2 separate regions of the Homo sapiens genome follow, and region 1 is linked to region 2. Evidence: read pairs that join two places in POLR2A ChIA-PET (ENCODE). Cell type or tissue: MCF 10A. All regions are shown on one strand. Links, peaks and the distances in the headings refer to the core of each region. The heading gives the core; the rest is flanking DNA.

Evidence for each region. Peaks named below come from ENCODE experiments on the same cell type or tissue, not always from the same donor. Only the 100,000 strongest peaks of a DNase experiment are listed, where the experiment ranks them.
Region 1: POLR2A ChIA-PET joins it to region 2 with 10 read pairs; 9 of 35 experiments call an interaction of 5 or more read pairs at or near these places.

The regions. Positions count from the first base shown.
Region 1 is chr11:118,818,175-118,823,543 of GRCh38, forward strand. It overlaps the pseudogene COX7CP3. Among named protein-coding and RNA genes, the nearest start is that of DDX6, 30 kb to the left of the region's middle. RefSeq lists an enhancer at 2,887-2,966. In MCF 10A, for the core only: no CTCF peak of the experiment used is centred there; a DNase peak (open chromatin) is centred at 2,397.
Region 2 is chr11:118,909,846-118,915,214 of GRCh38, forward strand. BCL9L (BCL9 like) reads right to left here. Exons shown (of 10, transcript NM_001378213.1): 3 at 69-170. The coding sequence starts at 94. It overlaps MIR4492 (microRNA 4492), which reads left to right and starts at 863; the gene lies at 863-942. RefSeq lists enhancers at 1,041-1,580, 1,848-3,047, 2,123-2,664, 2,665-3,206, 3,885-3,994 and 2 more. In MCF 10A, for the core only: no CTCF peak of the experiment used is centred there; DNase peaks (open chromatin) are centred at 756, 1,686, 2,206, 2,656 and 2 weaker places.

The DNA of each region.
Region 1 (5,369 bases), core at 296-5,295, 92 kb before region 2:
AGATAGTGCCACTGCACTCCAGCCCAGGTGACAGAGCTAGACTCTCTCTCAAAAAACAAACAAACAAAAAATATGATTGTCTCTTTTTGACTTACAAATGTTATATATTTTAATAAAAATATATTAAAATACATTATAATATATTAAAATATATTATAATAAAAATAATATTAATATTAATATTTGACTTACAAATATAAATAGTATATGATTATGGTCAGTTTTAATACGGCCAAACAATTTTCTAAAGTCATACCATTGTTTCATACTGCTTTCAAAAATGTTCTTTTGTTTTCCCTTATATTTAGCAAAATATTTTGTTGAGGACTCCAACTCATTTCATCTACAAACAAAAGTTTAAAAATCTATGCTTAGACCAAAGGGATGGAAAAAGAACAGCAAAGACACAGGAAACCTGAGGGAGGAGGAAACTGGGACAGATTCAGGACTGTTTGGCCAGCCAGTTCTTCCTGTAAGATATTCTCTTTCAAGAGCTAAGCTTTGGGGGTTCTAATTCTGTTTTAATAAAACACAGTGTTCCTTTACATAGTTGAACTGAATTGTTTTCCAACAAATATGAATTAAATTGCCTCATTATTTATTTAGGTTAAACAATTAAACTGTAAGCTTAAGAGGAAAGGGACCTTGTACATTCTTCAACATTATAGCCTCAGACATAACAGATGCTCAATAAATGTTTGGATAAATGAATGAATAAATAAATGAATCAGTTTCCTAAAACTTAGCAACTATCTATCATGACCTGATGTAGCATAGTTGGTTCATTATGCTGTGTCTCAAATTCAATGATCCAGGCCTTTCTCCTGAGTCTACCCCAAATACCATGAGACTATATTGGAGCTCTCTTGGGATTATACATGGAGGATCAATAGGCTGGACAACCCCACTCCCTCAGACAGTCAGCCTGGCACTGCCCTTATAGAGATCCTGGTCAAACAGTAGACATAGGCCAAGCACGGTGGCTCAAGCCTGTAATCCCAGCACTTTGGGAGGCCGAGTTGGGAGGATCACTTGAGGCCAGGAGTTTGAGACCAGCCTGGGCAACATGGTGAGACCTCATTTCCATTAAAAATAAAAAATTTAGCCATGCATGGTGTCATGCACCTGCACTTCCCAGCTATTCATGAGGCTGAAGCGGGATGATTTCTTGAGCCTGAGAAGTCAAGGCTACAGTAAGCTGTGATTAGCCTGGGCGACAGAGCGAGACCCTGTCTCAAAAAAAAAAAAAAAAAAGAGATAATTTATGAAAGAATATGTACACACACTCAGAATGATGCATGTGGCTTAACTGTTTACAAGTGTGAATAAATGGCTCATTTACATAGAGTATCACATTTAATCCTCTCAAAGCCCTAAGGGGCTTGTTATTATAATCTTCATTTTATAAATGAGGCAGTTCAGAGAAATGAGGTGAGTTGTTAAAGGTCACAACCAGTAATTGTTAAAGCCTCAATTTAAACTTAGGTCTGTCTAGAGCCTGAGATTTTAAGAATTATGTGTGCATAAATAATTTAAAAATTAAATTTTCTTTGGCTCTCAAGGACATGTATTTTTGCATCTGATTTCAATTAAGCTAAATACATTTGGTGCCGACTAGGTACCGAAGACATTTATATAACTTAAGATAATATCACAATGTATTTACCTTCTCTAAGCACTCCTTCAGCTTCCCTGATTAGGAGGCGGCTGGGCCTTGAAAGAAAACTTCCTTTCTGATGTACGGAACAGAGGACTAGGAGCCTGCGTGAGTAGGTCTTAGGGTGAAGGAAGCCTTTTCAGAAGGGGAGATGAGGGAGAGAGGAAAATGAATTGGCAGGAAAAAGGCAGAAAAGGTATATTTCAAGAGGGAAGTCTGAAAATTATTTCCATCAGAGCTTTCTGTGACTTGTTTTAATGATAGCCATCCAGGCTTTTTATTTTATTTATTTATTTTATTTTATTTTGAGATGGAGTCTCACTCTGTTGCCCAGGCTGGAGTAGAATGGCGCGATCTCAGCTCACTGCAACCTCCGCCTCCTGGGTTCAAGCGATTCTCCTGCCTCAGTCTCCTGAGTAGCTGGGACTACAGGCGCCCACTACCACACCCGGCTAATTTTTGTGGTTTTTTTAGTAGAGACAGGGTTTCACTATATTGGCCAGGCTGGTCTCAAACTCCTGAACTTGTGATCCACCCATCTCGGCCTCCCAAAGTGCTGCGATTACAGGCATGAGCCACCGCGCCTGGCCAGCCATCCAGTTCTTGAAGGCCAAAGAAAGCATAATAAACCTGAAGATTCTTGGCAGATCCTGGCATTGCTGGACTGCAGGGTGCATAAACACCCTGGGTGACAGATGACGTGGCCGGCCATCTCAGGCCCATCCCTGTGCACTGGGTCTGGACGGTGCCAGCTCCTTGGCAACACTGCAGGCTGTTATGACCCTGTGCCAGGGCGGGGGAGGGGCCGAGCACCAGGTGACGTGGCAACACCGCAGTCAAAGGAAAGCCATGCTAAGAGGCCACTGCCCCGCAGTCCTGTGACAGGCAAGGGGAATGCAGGAATATTGGGGAAGAGGGGAGGGGTGGAGGGGAAGGATCATTGTTGCACGGCTCTAGCAAGAAAGAAAATCTAAAATTCTGCTTCATGGCTCAGCTCCCAGCACAGCTAATGCTTGGAATGGACCAGTTGCCTGGACAGTTTCAATTATTTGTCATAAGCAGCTCAGGCCTTGGTGTGCAGATTTCCTTTGCCCCTCAGTTTCAGATAGCCCACTGTGGCCCCTGCTCATGATTCAGACTGAAATAGCTGCCTGTTTTGCATGCCAGTTAAGCCTGCATTTCAGTTCTTGTTTCTTTGAAAGGACCTGTCAGGGAAGCAGTATGAAATGTCAGGTTCCGGTTTGGTATTCCCCCTCTACCTTCAACCTTGTAGCTTGACTTTTGTGGGATTCCCACTCATGCTCAGAGTCCCCTCATGCGAATAGGCTTATCTAATTCACAAGTAGCTCGGTGATGTGATGATGCCTGGCCCTGTGAAATCATATTTTTTCACCTTACATCACCTTCCATGGACTGGCTGGAATTCAGATTAGTTAGCCATCCCATTCTTGCTTGGACATGCTTATTAAAGATAGAGGATATTGGCCAGGCGCAGTGGCTCATGCCTGTAACCCCAGCCCTTTAGGAGGCTGAGGCAGGTGAATCATCCAAGGTCAGGAGTTCAAGACCAGCCTGGCCAACGTGGTGAAACTCCGTCTCTACTAAAAATACAAAAAATTAGCCGGGTGTGGTGGCACGCACCTGTATTCCCAGCTACTCGGGAGGCTGAGGCAGGAGAATTGCTTGAACCCAGGAGGCAGAGGTTGCAGGGAGCCGAGATCGTGCCACTGCCCTCCAGCCTGGGCAACAGAGTGGGACTCCATCTCAAAAAAAAAAAAAGGCATTATCAATTATCAAGGAATTATCAATTTCTTCCTACAAAATAACTGAGGAGTCCTACATAGATCTTTACAATTGTCTGTGTAGAAGTTCAAACTCCTGAAAGTTGGCTAGTCCTTGTTCATATCTACCCCATACCTGTGTTAATACCGTTTACATTTACTCTTTCAGACACAGGGGAACAAGGTCCTGAGCAAAGGAGGACTTGGTATGAACAAGTGGGTTTGGTGCCGCCATTGCTTCTGGCTTGGGTCTCTGCAACTTTGGTGGAGCTTCCAAGAGCTCCATGTGGGGACGGAGCATTAGATGGTTGACAACATCTGTGGTCTGCAGGAGCCACTATGCGGAGGGCCCAGGGAAGAATTTGCCATTTTCAATGAAAAACACGTGGCAGTTACTAATTATGATGACTTTGTACTGGGATCGGGATCTGCGGCACCCTTCTTTAAAGTAAAACACCAACTGCTTAAGAAATAAGAATGTTTTAGTTTATCCATTGAACAGACATGAAGAGTGTTTCAAGAGATGCAATCCCTTTGAAAAATGGATCAAACTCTTGAACTCATGTAGCATACTAGATATGTTTGTGAATAAACTCATGACATGAAAAATCAGTCAATCAATTTAGCCTTGGACATAAATAGATAATGGCTTCTCATTCCCCGTTTACAGTGGCCCCTCCTTCTCTTGTCTTTTCCAAATACAAGACCGCTTAGATCTTTATCATCATCCTGAGGAGCTGATATTCAAGATTATATGTAAGACATGGGGAACTTGAACTCAGAGGGGTTTTTTTGTGTTTGTGTGTGTGTGTGTGTGTGTGTGTGTGTGTGTGTGTGTGTGACAAGGTCTCACTGCTGCCCAGACTGAGTGCTGTGGCACAGTCACAGCTCACTGTAGCATCAACCTCCTGGGCTCAAGCGATCCTCCTACCTCAGCCTCCTGAGTAGCTGGGACCACAGGTATGCACCAGTATGCTCGGCTAATATTTTTATATTTTGTAGAGACAGGGCTTTGCCATGTTGTCCAGACTGGTCTTGAATTCCTGGACACAAGTAATCTTCCTGTCTTGGCCTCCCAAAGTGCTGGGATTACAGGTGTGAGCCACCGTGCCCAGCCAGAATTGGAGATTTTTAAATACAGAAATTCTCAAGTGCTTTGCCCAGGAAGGGCTACATTTGTCAACTTTTCTGGCTGCTGGAGCAGGTCAGAGAGGGCTAATATTCCTGTCAGAGGTGGTAGATTTCCTCTGACCCCATTTGTTCATCTCTACACTTTCTGAAGAAAAGTCCCTTTTCAGATGTCTATATATTTTTAAATATTCTCATTATTTAGAAAGCTCCTTTCTTTATGTTCTGAGTGAATTACTCCCATGTGTTAAGAGTTGGGAAGTGATAGGAAAGGTAGGGTCCAAGGAAAGTAGTCAAAATTGATCAAGGACCCAGCTGAAAGATAAATGAAGTTGAACAGTTCACAAAAGAGGAAATATATTGGGCTAAAAGACACGTGGGAAAATGTTCAACTTCACTAATAACAAAAGAAATGCAAATTTTAAGAACCAGGTACCGTTTCATCTATAAAATTTGCAAAAGTTAAAAATGTGTGGCCTGGCGCAGTGGCTCATGCCTATAATTCCAGCACTTTGGGAGGCCAAGGTGGGTGGATCATGAGGTCAGGAGTTCGAGACCAGCCTGGCCAAAGTGGTGAAACTCCGTCTCTACTAAAAATACAAAAAATTAGCTGGGCATGGTGGCAGGCACCTGTAATCCCAGCTACTTGGGAGGCTGAGGCAGAGAATTGCGTGAACCTGGGAGGCGAAGTTTGCAGTGAGCCGAGATTGCACCACTGTGCTCCAGCCTGGGCAACAGAGCAAGACTCCATCTCAAAAAAAAAAAAAAAAAAGGGTTGGGGGTGGTGAGAAAATACCCAGTAT
Region 2 (5,369 bases), core at 281-5,280:
TCACCACTGGGCCCTTCCCTTCCCGCACTCCACACACACACATCCCACCCGCCACGACACCCACACACCTTGTCTTGTTAGCCAGGATCCTCATGGCTCCCACACACAGTGGGGCTACGGCCCCTGTGCGTGCCCAGGGCCCAGCCAGGTACTCGGTACTGGAGCACGGACTGCAGCAACAAGCCCCAAAGAGAAAACTCGTGACTTGGGGAGGGGGTGTCAGAGGGGGAGGGGAGAAGGGAGGACCCAACAGCCCTGGGACTAGGGAGCTGGATAGGGTGGGGTGGCACTGGAAAAAGAGGATTACGAGATGGGGTCTCGATCCTGGAGGCCAGCCCTGTCCCCATCCCTCCCGCACCTTGCCCTCAGGGGGCTTGCAGTCTCCAGCAAGCCTCCGCCCCGACGGGCGGCAGAGACAGAATTCACTAAAAGGCTAGGTAGCAAAGGTGCCGTGTGGGGCGGCTGTGAGGTCTCCCCTGGCCCCCTGAGGGATTCCTGCTCCCAGACGCGCCCCTCACCCAGGGTGGGGTACCCCTCGTGCCCCACCCCCAGAGCGCTCCAGCCGTGGAGGGGGCCCGGGGTTGGGGCCACGCCCCGCCCCGTCCCCAGCTCGAGGCCTAGCCCGTGCCCATCCCAGCAGGCCCGGGCGGGCAGCGAGAGGCCTGGCGGGGCCCCGGGGCTGCAGCTGGGCTCTTCTGGAGACCAGTAACGCTGGCTCGGATTCCTCCCCGACCGCAAGAATGCAGGAGCCTCCCCTCCCCCCGCCCTGCACCCCCACCCCGCCCCCTTCGGCAGAGCCCGGGCGGAGAGGCAGAGCGAGCGAGCGACAGCCAGCGAGGCAGCGAGCGGGAGGCGGACAGGACTGCAGCGTGCTTCTCCAGGCCCCGCGCGCGGACAGACACACGGACAAGTCCCGCCAGGGGCTGGGCGCGCGCCAGCCGGCAAGAGCTTGGCGAGCCCCGGGTGCTGCCAGCAGAGGCTCAGAGACCCACAGACACCCGAACTCTGACTCACACACACTCACAGCTCACACGTGGACAGGGAGACAAGACACGCACGGAGCCCAGGAAGCTAGAGGCGCGCCGAGGCCAGGGAAGCGCCGCCGGAGCGGGAGGCGCGGAGACAGCCTGGGGCACGCGCAGACACCGGGGCTGCCCGAGGGCTGAGTGGGAGCGCCGGACCCATTGAACAGATGAAAAGACTGAGGCCGGCCACAAGAGAGCCGAAGAAAGTTGAGCCTGGTAGTCACAAAGAAACACGCACAGGGCCATAGATACAGCAACAGACTTACACAAACACAGAGGCCTCACCCAACCGCCCCCAGCCCTGGCTCCCCCCTCGCCTCCCCTACCCGCCCTCCAGCAGCCCTCCAGCAGCCGATCCCGGTCAAAGGGGAGGAGTCTTGGGCCCAGGAGCTTCGTCCCGGTGACAGGCCCGGCCAGACACCGGTGCACACTCCTGATGCTCCCTGCGGGGCTGCTGGAGGCTGGGCGGGGACCTGGGGGTGAGGGGGCCCCACCTGCCACCCTGCGGGAGTCTAACCCCAACTTAACCCTAGGGCACATTGGCCTTCGCCACTCCAGCCGTGTCTCTGGGGAGGAAGGCTCCTGGGGGAAGGTTCCAAAGTCCAGGACCTGCCTGGGAAGCAGCCCGCCACCCCCAGCTTCTCCATCACAACCAGGGAAGAGCAGAGGCAGAGGCTGGAGTCACTGAGATACCAGGGCTCTGAGCAGGCTCCTGGCTGGCATGCATCTCAGGCTCTCCCTTCACCAGCTCGCTGATTCTCAAAAGGATCGACCCCATTTCAACGAGGAAACTGAGGTCTGGGAAAAGGAAGTGGCGTGACCTTGAGTCACATATCCAGTATGTGGCAGTGTGGGGACGGACCCTCATTCCAGACACTGCAGTGACCCCACCTCCCCACGCCAGCCATGACTGCTCCTCTGAGCCTGCATCAGATAGTTGGGCTTCCCACATTCCAGCCACAGTGCCCAGGTCCCCCATAAGGGGGGAGGGGCAGGGCAAGGGCCACTCACTACCTATGTTCACAGCCTCAAAAATTGAGAACCTGTAAGAATTTGGGAAGGGGCTATTAGAAAATCAGTCCTCTCCAGTGGCCGTTCAGGCCTAGGCTCCTCCCCAGAAGACTCTTCCAGTCACCCTCCCCTCCGGGACTCCACCCCCTCTCTCCCACCCCGCCGCAGGGCGAGCTGAGTCAAGCGTGGATGAGTCAGGACTTTCCCATCTCACACCTCCCCCCTTTGCCCCTCAAGAGTCTGCCCCAGCTCCCGAAGACCCCTCCTCCTCCACACACTCACAGTCTCCGAAGACACCTGGAAGGCCTGGTGATGGGAAGCCAAGAGGGCTGATCCCAGCCCAATGCAATTTTAAAGCACCCAGTGAAGGGGGCTTGCTAGTACCAGGCCAGGGGCCCTTGAGGTACGAGAAAGCAAAGGGATGGGGCTCTGGGAACACGTCACCGTGCCTCCCTCTTAGGGGGTTAGGTGGGGAGGGGTAGCAAGCTCACAAACAGGGAGCAGGTGCGAGTCACCTGAGTGGAAGGCCAGGCGCATACCAGGAGAATGAATCGGAGGAGCGGAAGAGGCGGCTTGACAAAGGGCCTGAGATATCCATCCGCTCCCCCACCCCGAGTGACGCGAGGGTAGGAGCTAGCAGCCTAAGGGTTGCTAAGGGTTAAAGTGGACTTGATCCTAGCTGGGGGAGGGAGCTGAGGAAGGCTCAGATGCCCAGAGCCTCCAGGTATGACACACCGGCTCTGCTCCACACACAACTACCACAGGTAGGGCAGGCGTTCACACATCCAGTGGCAACCTGCCTGCTCCTAGCTGCCCCCACGTTGGGAGCCTCTGCTTGGCTCACCAGCTGGCCCAGCAGTGTCACTGCCTAGCTCAAAACCACCCCAAAGAGGCAGTGAGGAAATGTTTTGGAGGGTTCATGCTCCTGAGCTGCCAGGGCCCCCTGTGATGACGTGAAAGCCCAGGACCCTGCTGGGGACAACAGGGCGAACGAGATCCTTGGCCTCTGGCTCAGGGAGATACAGCGCCCGAGACGACAGGGTCCCAAATCCCCTTTCTCCTGGGTGTCAGGACCCCTCAGTCCTCAGAAGCTCTCTCCACCACTCAGGTCACTTCCTCTTCCTGAGGTGGTGACTCAGCGGGCAGGGAGGTCAAGGATTCGTAGCCCAGCAGGAAATCTGCTCAAGGACCAAGGTGCTGCTCTGGGACCCTCGATGTGGGGACTTCCAGGCTTAGGGGGCCTTCCCATGGCCCTGGTTCCTAGTAGCTCTCCACACTTCCCCCGACTCTGTGCCAAAGGAGACCATGCAAATCAGCCATTTTTGCTTGGGAGGTTTTCCCTGGGAGTTTCCAGCCCCACCCCACCTGCAGCCCTAGGGTAATGTCAGACAACCCCAGCTCCACAGGACCAGGGAAACTCCTGGTCCCAGACCTTTCTAGTCTGGGATTGTTGAACAGGGTACTGGGGGGTGATCGGCGGTTTTGCCCATTCTGGCCCACTGTCCCTTCTGGAGCCTGCACAGACAAGTGGCATTGCTTGGACAGGCCTGAGGTCACCTCACTTCTCTTGGCTCCTACAGTCATTGTCAGTGTGGCCGGGCCTTGGGAAGCAATCATGGCCTGGCAGTGGGGTGCCCCCAAAGACAGCTACCCAATCCCCAGCTGCTCCCTCCCACAGGGGGAGGGGTAGAGAGGGGGTGGGGGGCACAAGGAAACAAGACAGGGCAGGAAGCCCAGGCAGGCGGCGGGCACTCTGGGCCAGGCACAAACAACCAACACAGGAAACCACAGCCCACCCCCGCCCACCCCACCCGCCCAAGGCTCTGGGAGAGAGGAGTGCCAAAAGCTTGGTACCCCAACAGAGGCAAGGGCCAGGGGTTAGCCCAGGGCAAGGGAGGAGCAAGAAGCTCTCCAGTCCTCTCTCTGCCCCAGACCCTACCTGGGGAGGGTAGAGGGAGCCAGGCTGGCAGGGATGGTGCTGCCTCTTTAAATCCACCGAAATCCTGAGCTAGGCCCAACCTAGCTCTGGTTTCACAGGAAGGAAAGGAGCTCAGGAGCCAGTAGGGCAGGCAGTGGTGGCTGGAATTAGCCCCACCGGCCCAAATATATCTGGTCTCTGCCCGCCGCCCCACTGGTACTTCCTGTCCCCTGGCACCTGCACCAGGGTGGGGGTAGGAGATGATCCAGGTGCCACTCTCTACCCTATGGAGACTCCCATCTCAGGAGGTGGTGTGGTGCTGGGTTCACATGGGTAGAAGGTAACTTCCCAAGCCTGGGTTCCCAGAACAGGCAGAGATGGGCAAGGCAGCTCCCTGTGGGCCCTCACCTGGCCTCAGTCCTCCAAGGGGTTAATCTGTCCCCTATTTAGGGGGGTAGGGGTGGCCGAGGAACCTCCTCCAAACTGCCTGGCTGCTGGGAACAATGGGGCCATTGTGGGAGGATGGAGTGCAGCAGACTGCTGGCACAGCCAAGCGCACCACGGTGGGACCTCACCCAGCGCCCGCCCGCCTGCCTGCCTGCTCTGCTCTCTCCCCAGGTACAGCCAGAGGCAGAGGCATCCTCCTGGCCCCTCACCTCCCCTGATGGCTCACACTCTTGGCAGCAGCAGCACCTGGGGGCCCCACGAGCTCTGCCCACATTGACATCCAGACTGTCATGACCCTCCAGGATGCAGGGGCACGTGGGCCAGGCCGGGAGGGGTGGGGGTGATGAGACAGGATGTATGCCTGTGACCTCTGCAGGGAGACAGAAGGCCACACGGGGTTTCTGGTGTCAGTCCTGGCACCCTCAGGCAAGAAAGGCTTAGGGGATTGTGAGAGCAGTGACAGGCAGGGTCCCCTGTCCCCAGGCCTCCTCTCCCACACCCATTCAGTAAAGCTGCTCCCAGAGGAGGTCTGGTGCCTGGTGGCCTCGCCCTCTGAGGTTGGGGCCCTGGCAGGCAGTATGATGCAGTGGAATAAGAACTGAGTTTGAGGGCCGGGCGCGGTGGCACACGCCTGTAATCCCAGCACTTTAGGAGGTCAAGGCAGGTGGATCACGAGGTCAGGAGTTCAAGACCAGCCTGGCCATGATGGTGAAACCCTGTCTCTACTACAAACACAAAAATTATCCAGACATGGTGGTGGGCGCCTGTAATCCTAGCTACTCAGGAGGCTGAGGCAGAGAATTGCTTGAACCCAGGAGGCGGAGGTTGCAGTGAGCTGAGACGCACCACTGCACTCCAGCCTGGGCAACAGAGCGAGACTGTCTCAAAAAAAAAAACCAAGTTTGTAGTCAGACAGTGTCAATCACACCCTGCCCCTTCTCATCTATGGGGCCTTGTCCTTCCCTTTA